Linked DNA regions of Homo sapiens: regions 2 and 3 are each linked to region 1. A link is a loop called in an ENCODE intact Hi-C map of the cell type or tissue named here. Cell type or tissue: PC-3. All regions are shown on one strand. Each heading gives the region's core, and the rest is flanking DNA. Links, peaks and the distances in the headings are about the cores only.

The links. A loop is a pair of places that touch in the nucleus more often than their neighbours do. Peaks named below come from ENCODE experiments on the same cell type or tissue, not always from the same donor. Only the 100,000 strongest peaks of a DNase experiment are listed, where the experiment ranks them.
Region 2: it touches region 1 in a loop (5-fold over the local background); 2 of 110 quality-filtered maps call a loop at or near these places.
Region 3: a loop joins it to region 1, with 6 times the contacts of the local background. A loop is called at or near these places in 9 of 110 quality-filtered maps.

The regions. Positions count from the first base shown.
Region 1 is chr3:36,413,611-36,419,530 of GRCh38, reverse strand. The region is part of intron 1 of STAC (SH3 and cysteine rich domain); the gene reads right to left. All of the region lies in intron 2 of LOC124906227 (a long non-coding RNA gene), which reads left to right. Among named protein-coding and RNA genes, the nearest start is that of STAC, 36 kb to the right of the region's middle. In PC-3, for the core only: no CTCF peak of the experiment used is centred there; a DNase peak (open chromatin) is centred at 2,680; H3K4me3 peaks cover 413 bases; H3K27ac peaks cover 1,982 bases.
Region 2 is chr3:36,121,909-36,127,828 of GRCh38, reverse strand. No RefSeq gene overlaps it. Among named protein-coding and RNA genes, the nearest start is that of STAC, 260 kb to the left of the region's middle. In PC-3, for the core only: a CTCF peak has its summit at 3,511; DNase peaks (open chromatin) are centred at 3,228 and 3,508.
Region 3 is chr3:36,698,275-36,704,194 of GRCh38, reverse strand. No RefSeq gene overlaps it. Among named protein-coding and RNA genes, the nearest start is that of DCLK3, 63 kb to the left of the region's middle. RefSeq lists enhancers at 2,923-3,217, 5,472-5,920. In PC-3, for the core only: a CTCF peak has its summit at 3,036 (motif pointing right); DNase peaks (open chromatin) are centred at 2,164 and 3,054; H3K4me3 peaks cover 378 bases; H3K27ac peaks cover 1,006 bases.

The DNA.
Region 1 (5,920 bases), core at 619-5,618:
TATAACCATCTTTACCCCATTGTGTGGTGGTACAATCACTCTGTGATTCTCCCACACACACACTAACAAATTTGTATGCCATTTCTTCTACTCATTTGCCTTTTGTGTGTTGATTTTTCAGTGAACCTTTAGGGGGTGAAGGAGAGGTTTTTCCCTTTGCCTCTGCATAGTAAACGTTAATGGGTTATGTTCCAATTAAATAAATTTACAATGCAGTTTCAAAGAGCCACACTAAAGCCAAAATAACTCCTAAAGAACAAATAAGAGAATTAGGAAGGAGAATGACAAATGCTGAGAAAGAGGAGGGCTTTGCAGTATTAATATTAGATAGAATTGAATTTAAGTTAAAAGAAGTTAGTGAGACAGAGTCAAACTTAGTGGTGAATGGTACAATCCAAAATGAAGTTTAAACAATTATGTTATTGTGCACCAAATAACATGACATTAGACTATTGAAGATAATTTCTTTTTTTTTTTTTTTTTGAGTCGGAGTTTCACTCTCGTTGCCCAGGCTGGAGTGCAATGGCGCGATCTCGGCTCACTGCAACCTCCGCCTCTCAGGTTCAAGCCATTCTCCTGCCTCAGCCTCCCGGGTAGCTGGGAGTACAGGCATGCACCACCATGTCTGGCTAATTTTGTATTTTTAGTAGAGACAGGGTTTCTCCATGTTGGTCAGGGTGGCCTCCATCTCCCGACCTCAGGTGATCTGCCCGCCTCGGCCTCCCAAAGTGCTGGGATTACAGGCGTGAGCCACCACATCAGGTCAAAGATAAATATTTTAAACTATAAGAAGAAATAGAAAGAAATGAATCAGTAGTAAAATACTTTGATATCCTTCAATCCATGGTTAATCTCACACTGTAAAAGAAAGTATAAAATATATGAACAATTGAACTTATAATATTGATTTAATCGAGAGTATTAAGATTTTTACACTTCAGTAAATAAATTTTATTTTCAAGTGCCTAGGAAACACTCACCAAAAATTACCTTATGAGAAACCACAAAGGAATTCTCAATGAGTTCCTCAGAATAGATGATTAAACAAGCCACATTCTATTAGCACAGAACTGTGGAATCATTTAATAACCCAAAGGCAAACATTAAAACACCTAAACAACTGGAAATTAATCCTCACCTCTCATTAGCATGTATGCATGCACACACACATCCTCTTCTGTTTCAGGGTATTAAAAAATAGTTATGAAAATAATAAGTGTAAAAACTTTAAGAGATACAATCATAGTTGTATTTAAGAGTAACTTCAAAGCCATTAAAGAGTTCATTGTTACAAAGGAAATAGTGCATATTGATGAAGCAAGAAGCAACTAAAAAATTATAAAAAGAAAAACAAAGGAAGGCCTAAGAAATCAGGAGAGATACCGAAAAATCATAAAATAGATAAATCAAAGAACTAGTTTATTGAAAAAAATGTTAAAATAGAAAAATTTACTTAGTCTAATCAATAGGAAAAGAAAATATCCCACTAAAACAAAATTTAGAATAAGAAAGGTGGTATAACCACAAATGCAAATGATTTGAGAACCTTCACTCATATACTTGAATATTTGGCCTTAAAAAATAACCTCTCTAGGAAAATGTAAATTGCTAAAATTAATTTAAAAATGAAAGAATAGCTGATTAGCTTAAACATCAAAGAAAATATGGAAAATGATTTTTAAATAATTATCTGCAAAGGAATGGCTGGACTGGTTTTTTATGGGCAAGTTTCTCCAAAATGTTAAGGAACACATAAATTCTATAATACATAATCTGTCCCATAGCATAGATCCAATTCATCTTTTTTCAAACCTATACTATTCCCTTGCTGGAACCCGGTGAAGAGAATGTGAACAGAAATATAGAAACATCCACATTCTACAAACCAATTTCCTTTCTAAATACAAAGAGAAACTTTAAGTAAAATACTAGGAAACCAAATAAATATGTTTTTCAATTATATTCTGTGGTCAAATAGGGTTTATTCTAGGAACAAAGACTATTATTTACATTGTTCTGAGAACTCTGGCTGTAAACCGTAAAGCAAACAATAGAAAAATTTATATACGTGTGTGTGTGTTTGTGTGAGTGTTTGTGTGTGTATAAGTACACTGGACTGTAAGAAGAGTGAACATAAACTATGCTGATTCCCCTGAATCCATTCCTGGATGTGCTACATAGACAGGAAGAAGGTTGAAGGCTCCAAGGACACAGGAAAAGAGAGACACTACTAGGCCTTTGGGTTCCATTTATATGGGAAAAACATCTTAAACTTAGAAGAGAGCTGAGCACCATGGCATACACAGGGTATCATGTTTTAAGGAGGGCCCTTCCCTCTCCTACATGGCTTTAGGAAGTTCATTGCCTCCTACACTCTTGTCCATGCAGAGCATTTATGCAGCAATGCCAGTTTGGGGCACACTGGAGGCTGTGGGGCCGCAGAGAATCTTTGGATGCCTGGTGCCATGGGGGGCAGATATATCAGGAGTAGGCCAAAGACCTGCCCCAAAGTTCTCCCTGGCCAAAAAAAAGTGCCTAATGTGAAAATGCAGGGAAGTTTCCTGAAAAGCAGCATTACTTGGTTGGGTGATGGGGGTTATAAACAGGGAGTGGTTGAATCCAGGTAACAGTACCAGAGGAAGCCTGCTCTTTGGTGCATTACTCACTCCTCAAATAAGAGCAAGGGACATGCTCAATGGCTTGTGCTTTTGCTTCCCTGACCACATACAAATTACCAGCCAAGGCAGCAAATACTCCCAGGGGAATATAGCCCTCAGGAAAAAATAACATGGCATAGAGAAGACAATGATTGGGCCAGAATAGAATATAAACTTAATATATGCATAATACATATCCTAAAGAATTAAGGGGCAATGTCAGAGGCATGATGCAAGAATAAGCAATCTTTCACAGGGAACCGACTGGAGATGATGGGCATAAAAAATACAAGACTTGATATAAAGAGCCCAAGAGAAGGACTGAATAGCAGCAAGGATAACTTTGTGCAGATGATTAAAATGTTTTATTAAAGTGTATATAAAGAGACCTGAATAATAGGAAGGTATACCATGTTTATGAATGATATACCAGAGTGCAGTGGCAAGCTCATGGCTCACTGAAGCCTCAAACTCATGGGCTCAAGCAATCCTCCCACCTCAGCCTCCTAAGTAGCTGGGACTACAGGCATGTGCCACCATGGTTGGCTAATTTTAAGAAAAATTTTGGAGATACCATGTCTCACTATGTTTCCCAGGCTGGTCTTGAAGTCCTGGGCTCAAGTGATCCTCCCACACCAGCTTCCAGAGTAGCTAAGATTATAGGCATGAGCCACCATGCTTGGCCTGACTAACATTTTTAGTAAGTCAATTCTTTCCAAGTTACTATAAAAATTAAAAGTAATTCCCAAAGGATACTGAACAAATTAACATCTGCAATAAAAATTATATTACAGAATAAAGGAACCAGAATAAAGAGCCAACGTCCTATTTAGAAAGAGGAGCAAAGAGAGTAATAGCCCAACTAGATTTTAAGACATACTAGAAAGCCACAAGAATGTTAAAAATACATGATACTTATTTTTAATAAATAGATATTTATAAAATACCATATACAACCATATATATCAATGGAATTGAATGTAAACATAGAACTCCGAAACAGATGGGTGAGTGCATGTAGAATTTTGTGAATATCAGAATGGTTTAGGACAAATTGGATTCCTTCTTCTCCTTGTGTCACACACAAATTTACAGTTGAGTTAAATATCTAGGGCGGTTCCAAGATGGCCAAATAGGAACAGCTCCAATCTACAGCTCCCAACGTGAGCGACGCAGAAGATGGGTGATTTCTGCATTTCCAACTGAGGTACCGGGTTCCTCTCACTGGGGCTTGTCAGACAGTGGGTGCCGGACAGTGGGTGCAGTGCACCAACGGTGAGCCGAAGCAGGGGGTCAGGGAATTCCCTTTCATAGCCAAGCAAAGCTGTGACAGATGGCACCTGGAAAACTGGGTCACTCCCACCCCAATACTGTGCTTTTCCAATGGTCTTAGCAAACAGCACACCAGGAGATTATATCCCACGCCCACGGAGCCTTGCTCATTGCTAGCACAGCAGTCTGAGATTGAACTGCAAGGTGGCAACGAGGCTGGGGGAGGGGCGCCTGCCATTGCTGAGGCTTGAGTAGGTAAACATAGTGGCTGGGAAGCTGGAATGGGTGGAGCCCACCGCAGCTCAAGGAGGCCTGCCTGCCTCTGTAGACTCCACCTCTGGGGGCAGGGCATAGCTGAAAAAAAGGCAGCAGAAACCTCTGCAGACTTAAATGTCCCTGTCTGACAGCTTTGAAGAGAGTAGTGGTTCTCCCAGTACGCAGCTTGAGATCCGAGAACCGACAGACTGCCTCCTCAAGTGGGTCCCTGATCACCGAGTAGCCTATCTGGGAGGCACTCCCCAGTAGGGGCAGACTGACACCTCACACGGCTGGGCACCCCTGTGAGATGAAACCTCCAGAGGAATGATCAGACAGCAACATTTGCTGTTCAGCAATATTCGCTGTTCTGCAGCCTCCACTGCTGATACCTAGGCAAACAGGGTCTGGAGTGGACCTCTAGCAAACTCCAACAGACCTGCAGCTGAGGGTCCTGAGTGTTAAAAGGAAAACTAACAAACAGAAAGGACATCCACTCCAAAGCCCCATCTGTATGTCACCATCATCAAAGACCAAAGGTAGATAAAACCACAAAGATGGGGAAAAAACAGAACAGAAAAACTGAAAATTCTAAAAATCAGAGCACCTCTCCTCCTCCAAAGGAACGCAGCTCCTTACCAGCAACAGAACAAAGCTGGACAGAGAATGACGAGTTGAGAGAAGAGGGCTTCAGACGATCAAACTTCTCCGAGCTAAAGGAGAAAGTTCGAACCCATCGCAAAGAAGTTAAAAACCTTGAAAAAAGATTAGATGAATGGCTAACTAGAATAACCAATGCAGAGGAGTCCTTAAAGGACCTGATGGAGCTGAAAACCATGGCACGAGAACTACGTGATGCATGCACAAGCTTCAGTAGCCCATTCGATCAACTGGAAGAAAGGGTATCAGTGATGGAAGATCAAATGAATGAAATGAAGCGAGAAGATAAGTTTAGAGAAAAAAGAATAAAAAGAAACAAACAAATCCTCCGAGAAATATGGGACTATGTGAAAAGACCAAATCTACGTCTGATTGGTGTACCTGAAAGTGATGGGGAGAATTGAACCCAGTTGGAAAACACTCTGCAGGATATTATCCAGGAGAACTTCCCCAACCTAGCAAGGCAGGTCAACATTCAAATTCAGGAAATACAGAGAATGCCACAAAGATACTCCTTGAGAAGAGAAACTCCAAGACACATAATTGTCAGATTTACCAAAGTTGAAATGAAGGAAAAAATGTTAAGGGCAGCCAGAGAGAAAGGTCGGGTTACCCACAAAGGGTAGCCCATCAGACTAACAGCTGATCTCCTGGCAGAAACTCTACAAGCCAGAAGAGAGTGGGGGCCAATATTCAACATTCTTAAAGAAAAGAATTTTCAACCCAGAATTTCATATCCAGTCAAACTAAGCTTCATAAGTGAAAAAGAAATAAAATCCTTTACAGACAAGCAAATGCTGAGAGATTTTGTCACCACCAGCCCTGCCCTAAAAGAGCTCCTGAAGGAAGCATTAAACATGGAAAGGAGCAACTGGTACCAGCCACTGCAAAAGCATGCCAAATTGTAAAGACTATTGATGCTAGGAAGAAACTGCATCAACTAATGAGCAAAATAACCAGCTAACATCATAATGACAGGATCAAATTCACACATAACAATATTAACCTTAAATGTAAATGGGCTAAATGCTCCAATTAAAAGACACAGACTGGCAAATTGGATAAAGAGTCAAGAC
Region 2 (5,920 bases), core at 449-5,448, 290 kb after region 1:
TTACATAGGTTTTGATATTGTTTTATAAAAACAAAGTTTTGAGGTATGTTTCTTCTATAGCCAGTTTGTTGAGAGTTTTCTTATTATGAAAGTATATTGAATTTGTCAAATGCTTTCTAAGCATTTATTTAAATAATCATATGGTTTTTGTTCTTGACTCTGCTGATGAAATGTGCTATGTTTATTGGTTTTCATGTGTTAAAACATTATTGCATCCCTGGGATGAATCCCACTTGATAAAAGTGGGTAATCTTTTTAAAGTATTGAGTTCAGTTTGCTAATATTTCATTAGAGATTTTTGCATCTATTAATATATTCATTAGTGATATTGGCCTGTAGTTTTCTGTTTTTACTGTGTCTTTGTCTTGTTTTGGTATCAGGGTAATGCTGACCTCATACAATGAGTTTAGTAGTATTCCTTACTCTTTAATTTTTTTGGAATAGTTTGAGTAGAATGGGCATTAGTTCTTTAAATGTTTGGTAGAATTTAGCAGTAAAGCCATCAGGAACTGGGCTTTTCTCTGATGGAAGACTTTTTATTATTGCTTCTATCTTGTTACTTATCACTGGTCTGTTCAGATTTTCTATAACTTCATAGTTTAACTGGTAGGTTTTCTGTGCAGGAATGTATCTATTTCTTCTTGGTTTTCAAATTTGCTGATGTATAGTTGCTCACAACAGTCTCTAATGATCCTTCGTATTTCTGTAGTATCTGTTGTAGTGTTTCCTTTCCATCATTTAATTTGTTTTTTTTCTAATTCTAGATAAAGGTTTATAAATTTTATCTTTTCAAAACACCAACTTTTTGTGCTGCTAAACTTTTGTACTATTTTTAATCTCAATTTTAATTATTTCTGCTGTAGTCTTTATTATTTCTTTTCTCTATGAATTTTGCCTTTGGTTTGTCCTTGCTTTTCTAGTTCTTTGAGGTGCATTGTTACATTGTTTGTTTGAGGTTTTTATGCTTTTTTGATATAGGCATTTATTGCTATAAACTTCCCTCATAATACTGCTTTTGCTGTATTCTTTAGGTTTTCAAATTTTGTGTTTCCATTGTTATTTGTTTTTTAAAACTAATTATCTTTTAAATGTATTCATTGACCCATTTGTCACTCAGGGGCATGTTGTTTAATTTCCATGTATTTTTACATTTTCCAAAGTTCCTTTTGTTATTGATTCTAATTTTATTCCACTGTGGTCAGAAAAGATATTTGAATATGATTTTGATTATTTTTAATTTATTGAGACTTGTTCTGTGGCATTACACGTAGTCTCTCCTGGAAATTGCTCCATGTGCTGATGAATAGAATGTGTATTCTACAGCAGATGAATAAAATGTTCTACAAATGTCAATTATGTCCATTTTGTCTGCAATATAGTTTAATTCTGATGTTATTTTTGTGGATTTCCTGTTTGGATGATCTGTCCATTGCTGAGAGTGGTGTTTTGAAGTCCTCTATTATTATTGTATTGCAGTCTATCTCTTCCTTTAGATCTATTAATATTTGCTTTGTATAATATGTTTGAGTGCTCATGTGTTGGGTACGTAGAGATTTGCAATTGTTATATCCTCTCATTAAAATGACTCCTTTTATCACTATATAATGACCATCTTTGTCTCTTTTTTTTTGGAATTTTTGGCTTTTAGTTTATTTTATCTGATATAATAAGTATAGCTACTCCTTCTCTTTAATGATTTCTGTTTTCATGGAATACCTTTTTCCATCTTTTCAGTCATGTGTGTTTACAGGTGAAGCGAGTTTCTTTTAGGTAGCATGTAATTGTGTCTTTTTGAAAAAATGCATCCAGCTCCTCTATATCTTTTAGTTGGATAAATTAATCCATTTATATTCAACGTTATTATTGATATGTAAAGACTTACTACTGTCATTTTGCATCCTGTTTTCTAGTTGTTTGGTAAGTCCTCTCTTTCTTTCTTACTGTCTTCCTAATTTTCGCTGGTAATATGTTTTAATTTATTGTTCTTTATTTTTAGTGTAGCTATTCTCTTTTCTTTTTTTCTTTTTGCATAGTAGTTACCCTGAGACTTACGAAGAACATCTTACAGTTATAACAATTTATTTTAAGTTATTTGCACCTTAACTTTGATCACAATAAAAGAAGAAAAATCTACGAGAAAACTCAATTTTAACTGCACCTCTTTACTTTTTGTTGTCTCAATTTATATCTTTTTGTATTAACTATTTCTTAACAAATTGTTATTGTTTTTATAGATTTATCTTTTAGTCTTCCTAATAAAGATACCAGTGGTTTATACACCACCATTACACTGAGTATTCTGAATATGTCTATGTGCTTACTTTTATACCTTTCATAACCTCTTTTTATGGCTTGACATTCTTTTGTTTCAGGTTGACAAAGTCCTTTTAAAATTTCTTGTAACACAGGTCTGTGGTAATGAATTCCCTTAACGTTTGTTTGTCTAGGAAAGTATTTCCTTTTTATATTTAAAGGATAGCTTTCTAGGGACAGTATTCTCAGTTGAAAGGTTTTCTATCTTATTCAGTATTTTGAATATATCACCCCACTCCCTCCTGCCCTGTAAAGTTTCTGCAGAGAAGTCTGCTGTTAGCCATATCAGAGCTCCTTTATATGTTACTTGCTTCTTTCAGGATCCTCTCTTTGTTCTTGAACTTTGAGAGTATGATTATCATATGCCTTGGAGTAATTTTATTTGGATTGAATCTGCTTGGTGTTCTTTCACCTTCTTGTACTGGGATATTCCTATCTTTCTTTAGGTTATTATTCTTTGAATAAACTTTCTATCCCCATCCTGTTTGCTCCCTCTTTAATGCCAATGATACATAGATTTTCCTTTTAAGCCTATTTTCTAGATCTTGTAAGTGTACTTCTCTCCCTCTCTCTCTCTCTTCTCTCTGAATGTGTATTTTCAAGTCTTTGAAACTCATTGATGTTCTATGACAGTGGAACACAGCACTGGGTAGAATTCTATGAGTGCCCATGGTGAGAGTGCTTAGACCAGTCATGAACCAGACGGAAATACACTGCCTTGTCAAGAGAAATCTAAGTCTTGGCCTGCTTCACCATCAGCTAACTAAAGTGGCCTCGGACCCTGAATAAATTTCAGTGGCAACCAGGTTGTTGCAAGTGCAGTCCTTGGGTGAGCACTGGTGCTGTGCTAGTCTTGGAGGCTGTGGGCTTGGGATGTGACTCACTCTGAGCTTCAGCTACAGCAGCCACAGGAGTGCCTACATTACCCCTCCCCCAACTTCAGGCAGTATAGTAGAGAGAGACTCATTTTTACTTAGGGGAAATACAGGGACAATTACAGGGGGCATTGTCTTGCAACTTGGTGCCAACCCCACCACAGGAAAACAGAGCACCATGGAGAATACCAAAGCCCATTATATCAGGCCAATACAAGACAAATTGCCTGGGAACCCAGGCAATTTTTCTGTATCTTCCCAAAGTCCATCAGGGCTGAGTATCCTGGAGTCTGCGAGTCACACAGTGTACCTGGGCTTAGGACACCCTCTAGTGCTGAAATGGCTGCAGTGACCACAGACTTAGGGAATTCAGTGGTCAATTCCCTTTGATGATTAGAAAGCCTTCTGAAGAAGAATGGGTCAGTCTCTGAGCTCACTAATTCTTTTTTCTTTTTTGATCAATTATGCTGTTGAGACATTCTGATGCAATTTTCATTTGTCACTTATATTTTTCAGCTCCAGGATTTCTGTTGGAATTTTAAAAATTATTTAAACTCTGTTAAATTTATCTAATCAACTTTGAAATTTATTCTCTGTGTTTTCTTGAAGTTTGCTGGGTTTCCTCAAAATGGCAATTTTTTAAAAAAAATTACACTTTAATTTCTGGGATACATGTACAGAATGTGCAGGTTTGTTACATAGGTATACATGTGCCATGGTGTTTTGCTGCACCCATCAACTTGTCATCTCCATTAGGTATTTCTCCTAATGCTATCCCTCCCCTGGCCCCCCTCCCCCTGACAGGTCCCAGTGTGTGATGTTCCCCTCCCTGTGTCCATGTGTTCTCATTGTTCAGCTCCCACTTATGTGTGAGAACATGTGGTGTTTGGTTTTCTGTTCTTGTGTTAGTTCGCTGAGAATGATGGTTTCCAGCTTCATCCATGTCCCTGCAAAGGACATGAACTCATCCTTTTTTATGGCTGCATGGTATTCCATGGTGTATATGTGCCACATTTTCTTTATCCATTCTATCATTGACGCACATTTGGGTTGGTTCCAAGTCTTTGCTATTGTGAAGAGTGCTGCAATAAACATACATGTGCATGTGTCTTTATAGTAGAATGATTTATAATCCTTTGGGTATATACCCAGTAATGGGATTGCTGGGGCAAATGCTATTTCTGAAAGGGATCCTTGAGGAATCGCCACACTGTCTTCTACAATGGTTGAACTAATTTACACTCCCACCAACAGTGTAAAAGTGTTCCTATTTCTGCACATCCTCTCCAGCATCCTGTGTTTCCTGACTTTTTAATGATCATTCTAACTGGCGTGAGATGGTATCTCATTGTGGTTTTGATTCGCATTTCTCTAATGACCAGTGATGATGAGCTTTTTTCATGTTTGTTGGCCACATAAATGTCTTCTTTTGAGAAGTGTCTCCTCATATCCTTTGCACATTTTTTGAGGGGGTTGTTTGTTTTTTTCTTGTAAAATTGTTTAAGTTCTTTTTAGATTCTGGATATTAGCCCTTTGTCAGATGGATAGATGGCAAAAATTTTCTCCCATTATGTAGGTTGCCTGTTCTCTCTGATGGTAGTTTCTTTTGCTGTGCAGAAGCTCTTTAGTTTAATTAGATCCCATTTGTCAAGTTTTGCTTTTGTTGCCATTACCTTTGGTGTTTTAGTCATGAAGTCTTTGCGTATGCCTATGTCCTGAATGGTATTGCCTAGGTTTTCTTCTAGGGTTTTTATGGTTTTAGGTCTCACATTTAAGTCTTTAATCCATCTTGAGCTAATTTTTGTGTAAGGTGTAAGGAAGGGGTCCAGTTTCAGTGTTCTGCATATGGCTAGCCAGTTTTCCTAGCACTGTTTATTAAATAGGGAATCCTTTCCACATTGCTTGTTTTTGTCAGGTTTGTCAAAGATCAGATGGTTGTAGATATGTGGCATTATTTCTGAGGCCCCTGTTCTGTTTCATTGATCTACATATCTGTTTTGGTAAAAACAGCTATTTTGAATTACCTGTGTGAGAGGTCACAGATCTCTGGCAATCCAGGTTGGTCACTGGTGTTTTATTTATTACATTTCGTAAGGTTATATTTTTTTGGAATGTTCTTGATGCTTGTAGATGTTCATCAATGGCTAGACATTGGAGAATTTTTATTTATTCTATTCTTTGTAGTCTCACCATGTTTATACCCATTATTCTTTAGAAGGCTTTCTAATAATTCAAAGGAGATTGACTGTTGAGGTCCCTAAGCCTGTGGTTACTGAATCCGTTTCAGCCCTAGACGGTATCCTAAGCCCAGGAACACTGGGACTTGCAGACTCCTAGATACCCACCCCTGGTGGACTTTGGTAAGATGCAGAAAATTTGCCTGGGTTCCCAGGCAATCTGTCTTGTAGTGGCCTGATATAATGGGCTATGGTATTCTGGGTGCTCTGTTTCCCGTGGTGTGGTTGGCACTGAATTGTAAGACAATATCCCCTGTAATCTTCCCTCTACTTCCCCCAAGCAAAAATGAGTTTCTCTCTATTTTACACTGCCTGGAATTGGGGGAGGGGTGATGTAGGCACTCCTGTGGCTGCTGTAGCTGAAGCTCAGGAAGGGTTACTTCCCAAGTCCACAGCCCCCAAGACTAGCACAGCACCAGTGCTCACCCAAGGACTGCACTTGCAACAACCTGGTTGCCACTGAAATTTATTCAGGGTCCGAGGCCACTTTAGTTA
Region 3 (5,920 bases), core at 449-5,448, 280 kb before region 1:
TCCTCACACCAAGATTAAATATTAAGACACCCTCCTGTGTATACACTTATTAAATATTTAAACAGTAAATATTTCATCCATCCAGAATTTTTTTTGGTGCAAGGAGTTAAATAGGGAATCCAGCTCTATTTTTCTCCTCCAGGAGCTAATCACTTGTTCTGACACAATTCTTATTTATCTATTCATTTTTAAAAAAAATTTCAAGAATACCTCATTTATTATATACTACATTTTCTTATGCATTAAGTCTATATCTAGGCCATATTCTGTTTCATTAGCCTGCGAATCCATGTGCCAGAGTTGCAATAGTTTAGTTAGTATGGGCTTCTTCTTCTTTTTTTTTTTTTGAAACAGGGTCTCACTTTGTCACTCAGGCTGGAGTACAGTGGCACAATCACTGCTCACTCTAGCCCTGACCACCTGGACTCAATCAATCCTCCCGCCTTGGTCTCCCCAGTAGCTGGGACTACAGGTACACACCATCATGCCCGGCTAAGTTTTGTATTTTTTGTAGAGATGGGGTTACACCACACTGCCCAGGCTGGGCTCAAACTCCTGGGCTCAAGTGATTCTCCTGCCTCAGCCTCTCAAAGTGCTGGGATTATAGGAGTGAGCCACCGTGCCCAGATGGGCTGCTTCTTTTAAACTGTGGAGTCATTTCTCACATCCTGTGATTATTCCCATTGTTTATTTTCATAGACAAGACTGGTCTCATTTGCATAATACTGGACACTCGGGCAGGTCCATTGAGGGTCAGTGGAGGGCTTCCTCTCCATGGAGGGAGGCATCTTACCATAGGAGTGCCACCTTTGAGCATTTTCTCTTCCATGTCCATGTCAGCAGCCCAAGGCTGCCAAGAGCAAGGTCTTCTCACCACCCAGCCCAGTGGCCAATGGCAGGAGTCATTACCAGCAGGGCCTATGTACCCTAGGGCTGACTATCCCCATGTACAGTGTATGCAGGATGATCACCAATGAGAGCTGAGGTCACCCTCAATTCCATTCCTTGGGACCTTGGCAACAGGCCACAGGGCCACTCCTGCAAGGCATTGTTCTCCACTGACTGCAAGCACCATCCACCTCCATCTCTAACTTCTTTGGTCCCAAGCTCAGGTGAAAGCCAGGTTCCTGGCATCCCATCACTTCATGCCCAGTTGAGCCCTTCTTAGACGTCCATGTAGCAGATGGTGAAAAGGACAGCACTTCTTCCAGGTTCCCTTTATCAGTTTAACCCCTATTTCAGTTTTTAAGTTTTAGGCTTAAAGCCCTTCTCTGGCTTCCTGTTAAGAAACCTGTTAGGATTTAGAACGTTGTTTTTTTTTTGAGACAGAGTCTCGCTCTGTCGCCCAGGCTGGAGTGCGTTGGTGCCATCTCGGCTCACTGCAAGCTCCGCCTTCCGGGTTCACGCCATTCTCCTGCCTCAGCCTCCCGGGTAGCTGGGACTGCAGGTGCCTGCCATCACGCCGGGCTAATTTTTTTGTATTTTTAGTACTGACGGGGGTTCACGGTGTTAGCCAGGATGGTCTCGATCTCCTGATCTTGTGATCCTCCCGCCTCGGCCTCCCAAAGTGCTGGGGTTACAGGCGTGAGCCACTGCGCCCGGCTGACTTAGAATTTCTTACCCTGAAGTTTATTTTGTTATTTTGATGGAGATTTGATGGGGGAAGAGAATAAATTACATGGACTTAATTTACCACTTGGATTGGAGGTGCTACATTTTTTTAAAGGAAGTAGTGGGAAAGTAAATTATTCCTTTCCTTGAAAGCAGTGCTTCTAAAATGTGGATCTGCAATAGATGTATTATTTAGCCATAATTCTACCTTTCCACCTCTCCCTCATCCTAGGCAACCTTCGTGGGAGGGAATGTGCTTCTCTCCTCCATTGATGTTAGCCATGTGACTGGCTTTGGCCAATGAGATATGAGCAGAGGCTTTACATATATTTGCCTGTTTGGCCTCTCGTGCTTCTGCCGTCTGCATGTCCTGAGAACTTCTGGTTCACAGATGAGAGACACATGGAGCAGACATGAACCTGGCCTGTAGACTGATGCAGAGTGGCCCTAAGTGACCTGCAGACACGTGAATGAGGAAAACAAATCGTTGTTACTGTAAGTCATTGAAACATTGGGGTTGTTACACAGCATGGCACTATCTCAGCCAAAACCTGACTAATACTGAGTCACGTATGGATCTTTTTTAGAGGAAAGAAATTCTGGCAAACTCTCTGTGTTGATATTACTTACTAATTCATTTAACAAATAATACTGTGTGTGTGAGTGAGAGAGAGAGACAGCGAGAGAGAGAGAGAGAGAGAGAGAGAGAGAGAGAGAGAGAGAGAGAGAGAGAGGAAGACCAGTTAGAAGTAATTAAATCATTTTATACAATGAAACTTAAATATTTCAAACAATACTAGGTATACATTTCTTACCCTTGTAATCAATAATCATAAAGCAAAATAACATTGCAAATTAAGTTAAAATAAAACTACATCAATAATCTATGTCAACTTAATGGGGTAGATGATGCTTTTCTTTCTTATTTTTCATGCTACAAACAAGCTCCTAACTGCTCTGTCTCAGGTTCTTTTGAGTTAGGTGTGCTTACACCCTTGTGAACCCTGCATCACTTAAGTCTCACATCACTTTTCCGTAATCACTGTGGAGCTTGCAGCTGAGTCCTTTGGCTTTTGTTAGTATAAATGCTTCCTTAATGAGTTAGTCCACTTCTGTTCTGTTTCATTAACCTTCAACAATTAAAATAACAGCACCTGCCACGACCTCCTAGCAATATCCTAACAATGCAAAATAAAGGTCTGGAATCTGGTTTTATGATTTTCCTTTACTTTATCAGTCTGACAACCTGGCATATGTTTGGATTAACTTTAAAAATTTATTATAAAAGTGAAAAATAATGCAACAGATCACACATCTTGGACTTTGATAGCATACTCATTCAGTTTGAGACCCTCTCCATTGAAGCACATTTTGTTGATGTTGAAGAGAAAGGAAAGACAAACCAGGCTTTGCACAGCCTGGGCAGCAGGTGGTGCTCTTGACATTGGAATCACACAGGGCCTGCAGTCCTGGGTGCGTTGGTCGTCTATGAGATATAATTTACTGGTGTTGCATTGCAGTGGGTTTGTTGCTTTTTAATCTTTAAAAAATACCCTCTATGTGATGACCTTATCTGGGCCGAGTCAGCCAAGCTTAGCCTAATAAAGCACAGGCAAGTGACTGCTGGGCTGCAGTTTGGTCCTTGGGCTATGTTCTATATATATATACATACATATATATATATATATATATACACATATATATATATATATATATATATATTTTTTTTTTTTTTTTTTTTTTTTTTTTTCCTGGGCTGTAAAAGCAATGCTGGCCCCAGCCTGATAGCCAGTGGTTTGCTGGGGAGACCTTTGTACCTCCCTAGATACAGGCAGACTGGATCTTTCTAAGCTAGTCCACTCCAGAGCCCCACACTTGCAGGCTAGCTGGTCAATTCTCATGCTAAGGCAGAGGTATAAGTCCTTTCTGCTCTAGTCTGCAAACAGTCAAAAGGGTCTTTAAAATGCAAATCTGGTGATTTTACCCTTAGCAACATGAAAATCCCAGTATACATTTCTCTTCAATTGTGTGGGATCATAAGACACTTTGTTTTCAATTTGCTATGTGGCCTCAACCACGCTAAGGCTTGTTTTTCTATTTGGAATCTTGGAATAACAGCATCTTCTTAAGGATGTTCATTTATAGGATGTCTCACTTATATGATTTATAATGAAAGTCACCCGGAGTTTTTCTGGAGATATTCAACATAGAGTCATAAAGTTTAAGATGTAGCTATCATCTTGTTCACCTTACTCCTCTTACATCTGGATATCTAATGCCCAGGAAGGGGAAATAAACTTGCTCAAGGGAGCCGAGTGGATGAGTAACACAGCTTAGGTCTTTCTCTTCCAATCCAGTTTTTAAAAACACCAGAATTTCCCCCCAACCATAGTGCAAAACCTATGTACATTGTCATGCTGGCATTGTACTAGGGGCTGTTCACCTGGGTCTGTCTGGCCCAGGTAATCCCTATTGTTGAAATAGATTGAACTCATGCTGTAGACTGACAATATTATATACATTCAGTCTCCAATAATGTAACTCAATCTAGGGCATCGTCAAGTGTGGGACTTGTAGACATTATAACATCAGATTGAAGATATCTTTGATGACATACATATATCTATGCTTCCAGATTTTAGGGACTCCCATAACAAGTGTGGCTTTTTTTTAAGTTGAGGGCTAATTAACATATAATAAAACACACTGATCTTAAGTGTTTAGTTTGATGAGTTTTGACAATTGAGTAATTGCCTTTTGAGAACAAAACTGACTATACATCTAAGTCTCACATAAGGCCTGTCTGGAAAGGAAGACAAAAATCTTAGAGACCCTGCCAGTTCTCCTGGTCTTCTTAAGAAAAATATTCTGATTATGCATTCCCAGAAATTCACCAAACCTCCTATACCTTGTGAGAAATATGCCTGAGCCAATTTTATTTAGAACTCAAAGGGCAAAGTGACCACACACAACAGCTGTAGCTGCTAATCAGAGGCTCTGATTTGTGTTTCCAGGTGCCCCTCACTAAGGATCCAGTCACTCTTCACTAATGCAGGTCAAATACTAGGTTTGTCTTGGTCCACTATGGGGACTGTGTGTGGCTATGGGTTTTAAATGCTTGGATTTTAATTCCTTACTTCTGAGTCTTTGTCCTCAGTCTCCATCTTATATTTCCTCCTAGGTCCCTATAATTCTAGTAGCAGGTTTTGCAAAGTCTGGTCCTGCCCAAGTGTTTGGGGTGGTATAAACCTGAGTCTTTAATGTAGGGTGGGCGGGAAGGATCACCTCTTTTATGTTGTAATATTGTTTTGTTTTTTGTTTTTTTGTGATGGAGTTTCGCTCTTGTTGCCCAGACTGGAGTACAATGGCACAATTTTGGCTCACTGCAACTTTTGCCTCCTGGGTTCGAGCGATGCTCCTGCCTCAGCCTCCCGAGTAGCTGGGATTACAGGCATGTGCCATCACGCCCAGCTAATTTTTTGTATTTTTAGTAGAGACAGGGTTTCACCATATTGGTCAGGCTGGTCTTGAACTCCTGACCTCTGGTGATCCACCCGCCTTGGCCTCTCAAAATGCTGGTATTACAGGCATGAGCCACCGTGCCCAGCCTTTTTATGTTGTAATATAGAAGCCCCATGCTGCTAGGCTGACAGGAAGTTTCACCTCTGGTATAACTGTGGGCATCTCTTCACCCTGGGGTTGTGCCAAGGTCCTGGGGGTCCTTCATGGAGATACACAAAGGGGAAAACCTCTCCAGTCATGAGCCATGGGTCCACACTGGCTAGTGCTGAGGCCTGTTTATGTTTCACTTGAGACACCATAATCTTTGGTGAGGCCAGGAGGCCTGGTGCTTTGGGTCACTGGTCCAGCCCCCTGACCCCAGTATCCCCTCGAGGTCTTAGGACCTACTTGGAATACTGTCCCCATAAACTCATGGGGCTCATAGACATTTTTACCATCAGGAGTTCTGCCCTGCACTCTCTCGTTGCCAGCATAAGAGCCCTCTTTCCATTGTTTATGGGACACCCAGTATTTCCTCATCAGAGGGTTGTTACAGAGAACAGAACAGGTTTCTGACCTCAAGTAGCTTCTGTCCCTGGCTCTGCAAAAATGCCCTGAGGTAAAGAATTACAAAGGCTGCTTGCATGAAATCCAATGAGAGGAAAACAGTGCTGAGCAGAACACAGGTTAATATCTCAAAGGAAGTATTCTCTTTCAAGTGTTTATAGTACCTTGATGGCCTGCTTTGCTTATGATGCTCCACGGTTCTCTTTCCTGCTCACTTTCAGAACATTCTGTGTCCCCTTTG